Linked DNA regions of Homo sapiens: region 2 is linked to region 1. Evidence: chromatin loops called from intact Hi-C (ENCODE). Cell type or tissue: dorsolateral prefrontal cortex. All regions are shown on one strand. Links, peaks and the distances in the headings refer to the core of each region. The heading gives the core; the rest is flanking DNA.

Region 1 (4,393 bases), core at 277-4,276:
TTTAGCTATTGATTATACTTTTCCTAGGTTAAGATGGCCTTATTTATTTTTTCTGGTAAGATTTCCAGACTGATGGAATAAAGAACTTGATATATTCAGCTAACATTTATCACTTACAGCTTGCCTCAAGGAAGGTGGAAAGTGAACCCAGAATACTATATTTTAAAGCCTCCTTGGGCCTGCAATTTTGAGTAGAAGTTGAGTGATGGGAATGAAGACATTCTGGGCAGAGAGAAGCAGGTGCCAGAGTGCAGGGCAGAGAAGAGGAGGCTTGCTTAAGGAAAGGCTCTGTGGTCTGGCACGCAGGTGGTTGCAGGAAGTGCAGGAACAGAAGCTGGTAGATGGAGCTGGCTCCTTTAGCCAGTGTTTAACAAGGTGAGTGGATGGGACTGACTGACCAATTTCATTTGTAGGGTGAAAAAGAGAGAAGAGTGTAAAATGGCCAAGGTGTTCTAACTTGGAATCTAGAAAGGATGAAGACTTTCTCTTTGGGGCCGTCAGAACAGGAGGGACTAGGAGTAAGCCAGAGGGTGTGAGTGGCTGCATGAGGATACCGTTGGGACATATTGCTTTTGAGGCGTCAGTGGGACACACAGTGGCAGTATCTAAAAAGCATTTGGATACACTCAGCTTGAACACAGGAGGGAGGCAGCGGCTGGGTGGACAATTCATGTAGACAGTAAATAAAGCTATGGATTGGAATGAGTGAGCTTAGCAAGAACATGTAAAGAAAGAGCCAAGGGCTGAACTTACAAGAAGTTTCAGAGATTAACAAAGGCAGAGAGGGAATGAATGAAGGTGAAGAAAAGGAGTTATAGGTTTTAGAAAAGAACCTAGAGACAGTGGTGTTCTGGAACCCGAGGGAGGCTAGTGCTTCAGGAGGGGACAAGGAAGGAGGAGGCAGGAGCAGGGAGGAGAGCCATCCGAGTTTGGTGAGGCCTGGTGAAGAGTGTCCCCCTCAGTAGGAATTGGGGGAAAGTGACAGGAGTTGCTTACTCAACAACTGCTGAAAGAAAAGAAGAAAGCGAGAAAGGAACAGTTCCTTTATGTATTCCCTCAACAAACTCGCTGCTGTGGTCCTGAGCACAGTGGAATGTCTGTGGCTGTGCTAGCCTCTTTTGTGGGTGATTGGTCACTGGGGAGCTTCTTTTGCACAGGGATAGGACTCAGACAGTCCCCACTGTGACATCAGCAGGTCAACATGCTCCAGAGGTGTGTTAGTTCTGAACTTTTAGCTCTGACTTAGTAATTGCTATTGATGCATTTTTCAATTAAGAGTGAAAGGAGTTAGACTCGGAATTTAGTCAGTGGGCTCCAAATTAAACTTGGGTACATGATCCTTGTGAAAAATCACTTTAACTTGTCAGTAGTTGGCAAACATACAGCAGTGGTTTTTCTGGCTGTGCCTTTGGCTGCATACTAACTGAACAGCAAGCTGTGTCCACTGATTGAATGAAAAAAAAATAATGATTTTGTGTTACAGGGACCTTTTTACAATATGCCAGAGGGACCTACTGGAGTCTCTTTAATCTTGAACAATGCTTGTTTCTTGCAGAGGCAAATTATGCAAATCAGTACTTAGTGTTCCATAATCAATCAGGTCTTTGTTGGAAGTGTTGTGAGTGCCAGCAGAACAGAATTTCTATCATCCTGGGAAGGGTGAGGGGGTTTGCAAGTCAAACCACTGCTGTGATCAGCAAAGGACACTTGCCGACTGCTTTGAACTCTCCCCACAGTCAGAATGCGGTCGCTCTTTGAGAAGAATCCCATCATTTTGTACCAGGGTTTTTGTTGTACAGTATATCGTGCTTTGGGTAATTCACAAAACACCCACGAAGGAACAGCTAGCAAGGCTGTTCTGTGGGTGACACATAAAAACAAAGCTGGGCCTGCCGCCTGGGATGGCAGCTGGCAGCCATGCTCCCAGAGCTCCCTTTGTGTGGAATCTGCCTAGAGTGCAGTGTTTCAGAATATTCCTGGACTCAACTCATCTGTAGTGCATATGTATGCTTAAAAACAATCTCATTTCAGCTTCCTCCTGCACAGAATGGTGAACCTTTATTAATCCTTTGATTCCAGATCAAAAGAATCAGAGAAATTTTTAAAGTCCTTGGGAAAAAACTGCTGTTTTTGAGAGGTCCTGTTATTACTGCTGCTCTAATACTTGTGTTGCCATCTAGTGGATAATGGGAAGTATGTGGCTGCCTTAGTATGTTTGGAGTTTATTGTACCCTATTACTGATTCTTGAAGGGGATAGAAAATCAATTCAAAAAGTTTTTTAAAAAAAGAAAATCCCATGTGGAGCATTAAATAGTTATTGAGGAGCCACTTTGGGCTAGGCAGACGCCTCAGCAGCTTATGTCAGGGAGACATGAAAACAATTCAAAACTCAGAAGATGGTGACATCTCTGCAAGGGATGTATTTGCAAGATGGATCCTTAACCTGGCCTCGAGTTAGCAGGGAAGCCTTTAGGAGGTGTGACACCTGAGCAGAGCCTCACGCATAGGAGTGAGTCAGAAGACAGGATTGGGAAGCAGGGAGGGCTTTGCGTCTGGAGACAGCAGCAGAGCGTAGGGCACTGGCGGGCCTTGGGCATGAGGATGTGGGCTTATCCTGGGTTAAAGGGGAAGGTAATGTACAGTTTTAGTCAAGGAAGTATGTGGGAAGATTCACCCTTTTTGATTGTTTAATAACATGTTTTATCTGATTATAAGGATTTTACGTAGTAACTGTAGAAAAATTTTAAAGTGCAAAAAGTATGAAGAAGAAAGCAGTCTCCAAATCTTACCACCTACAATCATTGATACCTTGCCGAGCAGTCTTTTAGATTCCCCTCTATGTATGTATACAGCTCTAGGTGTGCATTTCCTATGTTTCACGCATATGGGTCACACCATACATGCTTTGGGCAACCTCTGTTTTGTCTCAGTTTTTCCCCACTAGGTAATATGCTTATGGGACTTTCATCCATGTTAGTAGTTCCTGGTGTTGAGTCCATGTCAACTGTGTAGATCCACTGATAGGACCAGCTCTCACAGGAGACCTGTTTGCCTATTGGGATGCTGTGTTGTTTTGTTTGGTGTTTCCTAGTAAAACCTTTATGTGTATAAGAGCAGATAATGTAAGAGAGTCTTTTTTTCCCCCTGTCAAATGCATCTCATGTAGGGACCATACTGCTGTTTTATAATGAATTTGGTTTTATGGTAGATGGGTTTTATGGAGAATTTCAATGTCTTGATGATCTAGGAAATTAGCGTCATTAAAATATAGCTAGTTAAAAAGTAAACTTGATTTATCTTTGGAGAAAGAATGGGATGAGTCAGATGAATGCCTGTAGTTTTAGAATGGAGTTTAAATAACTTGTTTGGTTAAGTATTAGCCTAATGAAGGAGCCAGAGCCTGGCTGATCCTGGATTGTGGCTGTTAGTTCTGTGCTGGCCCATAGCTATAGACAGTGCCTTTCACCTGAACAAGTTAGATCTCACTATGTCCCTTCTACAGGTCTGGTAAATGCGACCTGCAGTGACTTAATTGTACTCAGATGGGACAGCAGAGTCATCTTTGTGGGTAGACTTGCAGAAGCTAAAAGCACACAGGCACTCGGTTTGAGACATACCAAACAAAAATTTATTTTTGTATTTATTTCAAACCATTTATACAGGATGTGTTAGTTTACTGTCTTCTCATCTGCAAAAGGGTAATAATGATACCTACCCTAAGGGATTGTTAGGAGAAGCAAATCGGATGCATAGCATTTAGATTGGTGCCTGCCGTATAGTATGTAGTACTCAATAAAAATTGACTATTAACTTGTGCCACTACTATTTTTTAAAAATAGTTTTTACCCAATTCCCTTTTGTAGTGAAGCCCACGGAGATTAAGCAACTTGCTCAAAATTTCAGCTGGCAAAGGTTAAAAGTTGAGTGGAGCTTGTAAAATATATCCCTTTCTTCCCAGTCCAGTGGAACTACCTGAAAGAAAAATACAGGAGTCAGCAAGAAAAAGCCAAGTGGAGAACCTGACTTTAGAGTTATGGCCCAATACGAGTGGGGCATGGGCCAGAATATACCCTCTCTGCTGGCTGGTCGATCTGAAAAGAGGAGAGGACAGGGCAGCATGCTCTCCCTTCTCAAAATCTGAACACAGCTCTCTCCTCTTCCCTCTAAGAAGAGTGAGTAAAGGTTGGGAGATAGGCCAGGAAGACTGGTCCAGCTGAAGTCCCTCCACATGATGCATGGCAGTGGGGAATAAGGAATCCCTTCACAGTAAGTGGCAAAGCAGGGAGTAGAACCCAGGCACCTTGGCCAACTCCCTGGATTTCATGCCCATCTTTCTTTTGTCCACCCTGATTCATCCAGGCCCCCCACAGAGTCTTTTCCTCTGCCCTCTAC
Region 2 (4,393 bases), core at 284-4,283, 330 kb before region 1:
TGTCTGAGTATAAGAAGAACTCTTTGCTACATACAGGGTACCCTGGACTTTGAGACAGGAGAGCTGGCTCCTAAGTAGTTTTAGTTTAACCAGGAACTTACATGACCCTGGGCAAGTCACTTACTCGCCAGGGTCTCAGGTTCACTGATATTTACAATATAGATGAAGTAATGATTAGATGATTTCTAAGGTCCCTTCCCACTCTTACAAACTTTTCTGACTTCCTCTCTTCACTCTCTCTTCTTTCCCTTCTTTCTCTCTCTTTTCCTTCCTTCCTTCTTTCCATTCTTCCTTTCTTCCTTACCTCCCTCCCTTCCTTCCTTTTTTCTCTTTCCCTCCCTCCCTTCCTCTGTCCTTTTCCTTGAGTGATGTGAACACTTAACACAGGATCTACCCTTTCAGCAAATCCCCAGTCTTATCCTTGACAGCGTGCATCTTTCTCCCCTGCCTCCCATAATAAAAAGTAACAGGAGAATATGTCTAGCCCCAGGGTGGGATTCCGGGGACTTGCTCCATACAGCATGACAGCTGATCCCTTCCCAAAGAGGAAAAACCTTTTGGCCAATCTGGGACACACGTGGGGACTACGTGGTTTCCAAAATAGTTTCCCACCTTCTATCCGCTGACAACAAAATGGGTTCAAGTTAACACATCTTTATGGTTCACCCACTGTGTGCCAGGAGCTGGTGAACAAGAGTGAAGGTCCCACTTCCAGGAGATCGCAGGCTTTGGGGGTCAGATGGCAAACAGGTGTGATTAAAGGGAAATAAACAGCAGACGGGGGACACTTGGGACAAGAGCTGGGGCAGGAGGAGGCTGGGGCGGGGAGGTCTCCTTGGAACAGGAGGCACAGACTTTGAAACCAACCATTTGTGTGGCCTCAAGCAAATTATTTAACATCTCTGTATCTCATTTGAAAAATGGGGATGACAATAGCACATGCTGTCACAGGGTTGTCCAGAGGGTTGAACAAGGAGCATGTGAAGCACCTGGGACAGGGTCTGTTGCTCAGGAAGCCTCAGCGCCCATTATCGCGATGCTGGCATGGTTGGGGAAGTCTCTCTCGGGAGTGGCATTTGAGCTCTCCTGGGCCACTGTGTGGATGAGAAGACAGGGAGGCAAGAATGGAAGCAAGGACACAAAGTAGGAGTTGATGGCAGCCATCCAGGCAGCATCCAATGGCAGCTAGGACCAGGAAGGAACTGGGTGACATGACCTTTGGGGGAAGAGCTGGCAAGACTTGTTGAGGGATGAGGAAATGGAGGGAGGCATCCAAGAATACCCCTGAGATTTTGGCCTGAAAGAGTAAATGAAGCAAAAGTAGTGGCGTTTATTAAGATCAGGATGGAGGGCCCAGGCAGGAGGGAGGAACAAGTTTGGGGAGGAGCTGTTTGGTTTTGGATGTGTTGGAGAGGTGATGTCCGTGATTTCCAGAGGAAATGTCAAGGAAGTGGTTGAGGATATGAATCTGCAGCTCAAGAGAGGGGGATGAACTGGAGATATAGATGGGCAGGAGAATGTAGAGAGAAGAGAGATGAAAAGAGGGTCACCTGGGTGGGCCCCTAGGGCACCTTAACATGTGCAGACCTGGCTAACAGGACAGCCAAGTTCAGGCCCTGAGCACTGACCAAGAAGACTGAAGGATCAGGAAGCCCCTTGCTGGGCCAGGCATCTACCCTTTTGTTTTGGGATTATGAGGAAGCCCAGGGATTCCTGTGCAAGGGTGCCTAGAAAGTGGGAGGCCCATAGGGGGCTGAGGAAACAATTTACCAACTAGTATGTAAGTATTCTAACAGTTAAGCAGGATAATTGTACTAGTGTCCACTGAATAACACCCCATGTCAAGACCTCTTGGCAGGGGTGGCCCCAGCTCCCCCAGGTTCCTTGCATCCCCAATCCCAGCTGGGACACTGATGTGGATGCCAACTGGTCACTGCTTCCAGCTCCTGAATTTTCATTAAAATCCTGGGCATTTCCCCAGAGCTCAAAGTCGTCCCGATTAATTACAGGCAAATGTTGGCTCTCCCCCCGGAAATCTGCTGCCCCAGCCTGGCTCCGTCCCCTATGATTTTATTAAAATCCACCTTGCCAGCCAGGGCCCCGAGATTTATGGCCACAGCTAATAGGCTGCCTCCCCAGGAGACATAAATCTGGGGCCTGCCCAGGGAGCTACTCGCTGCTAAGAGGCCGGTTAATTGTTCCACCCAGAGGGTTCCACGGAGGAATGTTCAATTAGACCTCTCAGAAAATTTGGAGCATTAAATAAGGTGAACAGGGATTTGGGTGCCATTATTTTCTGAGTGAGAAACAGCACTTCCTTGCTCCCCTGGCCTATTTCAGGCCCCTGGGCCTCCACTGGCTTTTTGCAGAACAGGAGGAATTCTCTAGGGTCAGGGCTGTGCTCTTAGAAGACAGCTAGACAAAAGACAAGACCAGGATTTATCATCCTACAAAACCCTTGAAACTTTCTAATGCAAGGTCAACTACAGACTTGCTGCTGTGTCCTTGGGTGAGTGACTTCTACTCTCAGAATCTGTTTCCCTTTCTATAAGATGGATCAATACTGTCTATTCCACCTGCCTCACAGCATTGCTGAAGGATACATTGATTCATTCATTTATTCATTCTTCATTTAACAACTATTTGATGAGGGATAGGCCTTCTGTCTTGGTCAATTTGGGCTGCTATAACAAAATACCATAACATGAGCAGCTTATGCAATAAAAATTTATTTTTTACTGTTCTGGGGGCTGGGAAGTCCAAGATCAAGGTGCCTGCAGGTTTGTTGTCTGGTGAGGGCCCACTTCCTGGCTCATAGATGGCCTTTCTTCTTACTGTAAACTCACATGGCAGAAAAGGGAAGGAGCTCTCTGGGTTCTCCTTTATAAGGGCACTAATCCCATTCATAAGGGTTCCACCCTTAAGTCCCAATCCCAAAGGCCCCATCTCCTAATGCCATCACAATGGAGACAAGATTTCAACAGATGAATGTTGAGGACATACAAACATTGTCTATAACACCTCCTATGTGCCAGGAAATATGCTAGATCTGAGGTTATAGGGGAGAAAAGGACAAGGTTCCTGTTCTCAAAGAGCTCACAGTTTTGAGGAATGGCCAATAAGGGACCCAGAGATGTGGACTCATACATGCTATGATAGAGGCACGAAGAATGTGGGAGCCCAAAGGAGATTCTCATTCCAGACGGAGGGTAGCACCAGTCTGGGGAGACTTCCTGGAAGAAGCAAGAGGAACTATATGATATTGTATCTGTGTGTGGCTCAGCTCCATGATACCATGCCACCATTTCCCTTCATGGCATTTCTTTCTCAGAAGATTACTTTATGAGCACACTCTAGGTATATCTTGCATTCACAAATTAACAACCTCAAGCACCCAGTCTATTGCTGTGTATTAGAGCCTGGGGCTCAAAGTCATTGAGTAACAGGTGCATGGTGACACCGCTACAGCTAGCAAGTGGTGGAGCAGACTGTGAGATGGGCTAACAGCTCTGCAAGGAGGTGGTCAGACGGGGGCCTCCACGAATGCCTGGGGGTGATGGCCCCAGGCCCCAGGTAACATTCTCCGCTGGATTCCACCTGGAGGAGAGACCTTTTTCTGAGCTGCCATTTCTGGAGACCTGAATCCTGGCAAGCCCTTCATTTGTTCAACACCCAGCTGCCCTGAGCCCAGCTGCCATGAGCCTGTGACCTTGGGTCCAATCTTGCAGGCCACACAGTCTTGGTCAGTGGGAAGAGGATCCAGTCTCCCTCACTGAGCTCACAGGCCCCCTTCTCTCCCTCCTCCAGGATGGTGGCCCAGTCCCCTGAGTTCTTGGACCCTGACCCCCAAATGGGGCTGTAGCTGAGGATGAGCTCCACACTCATCCCCTTGCAAATACTACCCAGCCCTTATAAACAGTCTCATTATTAAATACTTGAAAATACTCTTTCCCATTGGACCCTGACTGGTAACACCAAGTAAGACATAGACAGGAAAATGTCCCCCAGGTTTAAGCTGGAAGGACGAGGACATCAATTCCAACCCTATTGGGAATACCAGTTGGCTTTGAACACGTTAGTGATGTGATATTTAGTATTTTTCCCGATCTCACCTGATACATTAAGAAGACAAGTGGCCGAGTAGAAGGTTGCTCCATGTGGAACCAAACGGGCCTGGCCTGAGTCTGGGGGATCTTGCTTCCCTTTCTGTGGCCTTGAGTGCCTCAGTTTTCTCATCTATCATTAGGAATAAAACTCCCAGCCTGGAAAGATTGTGGTGGGGATCTGTGGGGCGAGATGGCTGGGAAAATACTTGGCAAAGTGGAAAGAGCCGCGAGAACAGAAGGGATTATCACAATGCTTTGCATTTTTATTTTTAACCTGCATGAAATTC

What was found. A loop is a pair of places that touch in the nucleus more often than their neighbours do. Peaks named below come from ENCODE experiments on the same cell type or tissue, not always from the same donor. Only the 100,000 strongest peaks of a DNase experiment are listed, where the experiment ranks them.
Region 2: it touches region 1 in a loop (5-fold over the local background); 1 of 110 quality-filtered maps calls a loop at or near these places.

What each region holds. Positions count from the first base shown.
Region 1 is chr4:4,478,541-4,482,933 of GRCh38, reverse strand. All of the region lies in intron 1 of STX18 (syntaxin 18), which reads left to right. STX18-IT1 (STX18 intronic transcript 1) reads left to right here and starts at 1,234. Exons shown (of 4, transcript NR_126434.1): 1 at 1,234-1,329; 2 at 3,960-4,267. In dorsolateral prefrontal cortex, for the core only: CTCF peaks have their summits at 1,964 and 2,163 (motif pointing left); a DNase peak (open chromatin) is centred at 1,883; H3K4me3 peaks cover 1,801 bases; H3K27ac peaks cover 3,868 bases.
Region 2 is chr4:4,808,283-4,812,675 of GRCh38, reverse strand. No RefSeq gene overlaps it. Among named protein-coding and RNA genes, the nearest start is that of LINC01396, 34 kb to the left of the region's middle. In dorsolateral prefrontal cortex, for the core only: no CTCF peak of the experiment used is centred there; a DNase peak (open chromatin) is centred at 2,045.